2 separate regions of the Mus musculus genome follow, and region 2 is linked to region 1. The links are chromatin loops, found by intact Hi-C in ENCODE. Cell type or tissue: heart. All regions are shown on one strand.

Region 1 (2,500 bases):
TGTTGATGGGGAGGAAGCCACACAGTAGAGTATACTTGCAAATAATAGAAAGGTCAATCTAGTACAGACTTAAGATGTACTATTTATGTAAGCTATGTTAACAGTAAAAATACAAACCAAAATGAAACAGGCGAGGAGAGTTGTGGCTCAGTACTACTCGCCTGGCAACGCTGCACGGACAATCATTTAAAAATGCTGATGTGGAAAGATGGCTATCGTAGGCCTTGAAGTGATATTTACAAGATAATCCTAATTTTGCTTTAAAAAAAAAAAACCTCAGTATGTATTTGTGTGCACTTACTAAGGTGTTAGTGCCCTGCAGCTGTCAGGGTGCTGGATCACCTTGCCTGTCTATTTGTGACCTTAAATGTTCAGTGAAAATGTGTGACAGTGGAGAATAATAAAATATATTTTGTAAATCTGGTTGCTTGCATAAAATGAGTATTCTGTTGAGGAAAGAAAAGGTGGCACGTCAATAAATCAAAAAATAAAAATATTCAGAAATCAGGCATTCTGGGTAGAAGATATTTTCTCTAGATTTCAATTAAATATGAATGTTTGTTTCTGTTTTTAAAAATATGTACGAATTTTACTTGTCTAAAATAAAATTTAAAAGAAATGGTGTCTCTATTTAGTTCCTAGGATTTGACCTTAGGGCTCAGTAGTAAAGTATGTGCGTTCCCCAGCACCACCCCCTGAATACCGAGACCCGTGGTGTGAGCTGAAACTGCGCACATTCATTCCCCCAAGCCACACCCTGAATACTGAGACCGAGGTGTGAGCTGAAACTGTGTGCATTCATTCCCAGTGCCACACCCTGAATACAGAGACTGTGGTGTGAACTTAACTGGATAATCTAGTTGTTCCCACCTAAGTTACTTGCACTTTCTCTGTCACTATGCAGCAAAGAAAACGCCTAAGTGAAAGGCACCTTGTACAGCAGTCAGTATCAAGTAGAAACAGATTATTAATTGCTCGACATACAGCTTCAAGCTTTGGGGGGCTTGAGGTCTTTTGTTGTTCTTCTCTTCCTTAGTTGGAGGGACAAGGGTACACAACACCTTATCATAAAATGCATCATGCTTCTTCTGAGGAGAGCCTTTTTGGCTTGAAGCCATAGCTGATTATATATCTTGTACCAGTGTGAGACTTGACATTTGCAAAGCCCTGGTCGCAGTTTGTGTATTTAGCGCCCTCTAGTGGGTTACTTTATAAAAGCATAGTTTATCTTTAGCTAAAAGAGATTAAATTGTTTACCACCGCAGTGTAATTCGTTTTGCTTTCCATTGCATCCAAAGAGACCCTTTCCTGCTACAATAGTTTGCACTTGGCCAAGAGATGACCTAGGCTGTGGCCTTTGCGCTGTAGCTCCTCAGTATTTCTAGGTTTCAGGTTCCTAGTGTAAAGTGATGATAGATAGAAGTGCCAGCTTGGGATCATCTAAAGCTAAAGGAGCTGTAATGTGGGCACCTGACACAGTAGGAGCCTAGTAATGTAGGAGGAGCCTAGTAATGTAGGAGGAGCCTAGTTCTATATATTGCAAATCTAAGGTCTTGAGTGTAATAAGATACTTGAGGCCTGATATAGCCAATATTAATAAAGGTAAAGAAGCAGGTGTTCTAATTCTGCTAGTTGAGAGAATGAGAGCAATGTTCAATGGGAAAGAATAATTCCTAGATATAACTCTAATTTCTCTAGGACCATCGTTATTAAGTTGGAAAGGGGCAGAGGACAAGTTTGGAATCTGCTCTCCAACCTACTGTGAATTCTGGGGATCAAACTCGGGTCACCAGGCTTGCAGACAGAGTGCCTTTAGCTGCAGAGCCATGCCACAAGCTGCTGCTTAATGAGATAGTCATACCATTTCTGCAGCCTGGGAGCATGTTGGTTTTCTTTGCATCTGTCACAGCACTTAGATAAACTGCATGTGCTCAGCATCTAAATTTGACCTTTCCATGTTAGAGTTGACTGTATGGTAGACTTTAGAAAACAAGACAAAGAGTGGTAGATAGTACTTAAATCGAGCCAGGTACATGAAATAGCCCCAAAGATTTCTTGTTTGTAGCCTTATCTTGCATTGGTAGTCAAGGACTTTGGTACTTAGACTTTACCTCCTCAGCCCCACTCCCCAGGAACCCATGTACTTCAGGAAAGCACTGGGTGATTATGACCTGTGAATGACCAGAGTCTTTGACCAAGTGTCCCTAGGCCCATTATTCCTGTGTGCCATGTGTTAGACATGTGACTGTTGTCTCAAATTCCCTTCTGTTTCCTTAGTGATAGGCCAAATTTGTTTTCTTGTGAACTGGTTAACCTTTAATTGAGCCCTAGTTAATGTCAGGACATTGTACTAAGCATTTTTATATTCATGACTTAACCTTCACAGCTCTGATCAGTAAGATGCAAAGTACGATCCCATTTTCCACACAAAACTCCTAGTGGCTCTCTTAAGTGGCAGTCAGACTTCTGACCTAAAGCTGCCTCTATTTAAAGCCAATGG
Region 2 (2,500 bases), 240 kb before region 1:
TTCTTTGGGATTGGTTTTGCTACATAGAGGTTTCCACAGGCAAGTCTAAGAACACCTTTTACCCAGCAAGCAAAGGCTCTTTCAACCCAGTTCCAGCATGCTTTTTTTGTGTTCTGAGGCAAAGGTATAAGGCACCATTACAGGTAAGGCCGTGATATCTAGTTCTGGTGGGCAAATAACAGTGATAGTTCCTGTTTTGTTGTGGGGACTGCCTGGGCCTTGCTCACTGACAGCTTACATGGCAAGGCGGCCTCTTGGCACAAGGATTTTTTTTTTTTTTTAATTGTGGTTTCTTGGAATGGCTTTACCTGCACAGAGTATGTTAAAAAGTGTGTGTGTGTGTGTGAGAGAGTATGTGTGTGTGTGTGTGTGTGTGAGTGTGTGTGAGGGAGTGTGTGAGTGTGTGTGTATGAGAGTGTGTGTGTGTGAGAGTGTGTGTGTGTGTGTGTGTGAGGGAGTGTGTGAGTGAGAGTGTGTGTGTGTGTCTGTGTTTAAATTTTTTTTTTTGTTGTTTTTTGTTTTTGTTTTTTCGAGACAGGGTTTCTCTGTGTAGCCCTGGCTGTCCTGGAACTCATTTTGTAGACCAGGATGGCCTTGAACTCAGAAATCTGCCTGCCTCTGCCTCCCGAGTACTAGGATTAAAGGCGTGCCGTGTGCCCCCATGCCCGGCGTGTTTAAATTTCTCATCAGTTATCAGATTTCTGTAGGATTTTTCCATAGGTTAGGTGTGGTTGATCATTCTCACCACTCAACCTTCCCCTGCATTCCTGACCACTGCTGTTTTTAGACCTCAGACTATAGATCAGATTGTCCTAAAACTTTTAAATCTTTCTCCCTCAGTCTTCCAAGGCCTGAAAATGTAGTGTGAGCCACTTTCTAGCTTTAGTCACCATTAATTCTGATGTAGCTTTCAATTTTTCCCAAAGAGAAGTCTACTAGATTAGTTTGATTATGATGTCACAAAGAAGACAATGTTAGCAAGCACAAGTAAGCTTTTCGTGTGTTTAATTTTAACAATCGTGATACTTTATGTGAAGCGATGAATGAATTCAAATCCATTAATGTTCAAATGATGAATTTTACCAGCAGGTGGCAACAACAAATCACTATTTTTATAGTAAAACTAATAGCAAGATACACCTTACTTTTCCTACCAGTAAACAGTTGTGTGCTCATGCCCTTATCATATATGCTTTTTAAAAAGTGGATCTAGAGTTCATTAAATGAAATGGCCTGGAGCTCACAGAAGCCCCTGTGCCTGCCTCTTGAGTGTTGGCGTATAAGACATGTGCCACTTGGTCTTCTTGAGTATCCTAACCTGGCCTTAAGCTCACAAATGCTGAAAGTACAGGCCAGTGTCACTATGCCCAGTTTTGCAGTGTTTTTTTTTTTTTAAGACAGTCTTATTGTGTAGAGCAGGCTGTAGATCGCAGACTCATAGCAGTCTGCCTGTGAGTGCTGGGGTCAGAGGTGTGGGCCAGCACGTCCAGCTCTGCACAGTGCATTCTAAAAGTGTAATGGGTTTTTGAAAGTTTGACTGTTGTTTTGTGTCTCACTATGTTCTGAAGCTGACTTGACACTTCCTATGTAGAGCATGAAACTCGTTAAATAGACCAAGGTTGCCTTGGGCTCTTGACTGTCCTCCTCCCTCTGCTGCCATGTTCTGGGAGCGCATGCCCATGCTATCGCTCCCAGCTTCATTTTCAAACTGAGTGATGATCAGGTTTAGTACCCGGTGACTATAAAGGATTTGTCATGGGCTTATCATCTCCTCCTCCCTCCAGGTTTATAATAGTCTAGATGTTAGGATTTACCGAGAGTATACAAACAATTCTACATGATTCCAATGATTTATTTAGTAGTATTAATCTTAAATGATTTATTAACTAGAATTTATCAATATTTAGGCCTGATTTTCTTTGGCTAGCTAATACAGTTTATTTGGTTTTAAGTTAAAGGGTAGTTCTGCCATCTTTTGGTGCTCCTCACTGTTAGAATATTCACTCATTTGTTGGTATTTTCATTCACTGACAGGTCTTACTTTGTGATGTGGACTCTTGCCTCTCTGCCCCAACTGCAGGGATGACAGACATTCTTGTTCACTTTGTGTCTTGGCATTTTGCTTGGTTCAGTGCATGTGGACAGCTGGATTCTTGAGGATTTAGGCATATGAGGTCTTAACTCAATCAAGGCTTGGGATGACCTCAGGTGACACCCTGTTGAACAACTGGAGATTGTGGTTTCTGTAATTGTATACCCTCAAAATTCAATACTTGCCTTTGAAAGGTGCTAATGAATTTATAACTAATTTAAAGGAGGTCCCTCACACTAACTCCCTCCTCCCTCCCTTCCTCCCTCCCTTCCTTCCTTTCTTCCTCCCTTCCTCCGTTCTTCCTTCCTCCCTCCTCCAACCTCTATCCCCTCCTTTGTTTCTTCCTTCCTTTCATTTTTCCAGACAGGGTTTCCCTGTGTAGTCCTCATTGCCTCTGCCTCTTGGATC

The links. A loop is a pair of places that touch in the nucleus more often than their neighbours do. Peaks named below come from ENCODE experiments on the same cell type or tissue, not always from the same donor. Only the 100,000 strongest peaks of a DNase experiment are listed, where the experiment ranks them.
Region 2: a loop joins it to region 1, with 2.3 times the contacts of the local background. A loop is called at or near these places in 7 of 42 quality-filtered maps.

What each region holds. Positions count from the first base shown.
Region 1 is chr5:23,414,653-23,417,152 of GRCm38, reverse strand. All of the region lies in intron 1 of 5031425E22Rik (RIKEN cDNA 5031425E22 gene), which reads left to right. Among named protein-coding and RNA genes, the nearest start is that of 5031425E22Rik, 17 kb to the left of the region's middle. In heart, a CTCF peak has its summit at 1,198 (motif pointing left); DNase peaks (open chromatin) are centred at 792, 1,162 and 1,382.
Region 2 is chr5:23,655,383-23,657,882 of GRCm38, reverse strand. All of the region lies in intron 2 of Srpk2 (serine/arginine-rich protein specific kinase 2), which reads left to right. Among named protein-coding and RNA genes, the nearest start is that of Srpk2, 19 kb to the left of the region's middle. In heart, a CTCF peak has its summit at 1,084 (motif pointing right); no DNase peak of the experiment used is centred here.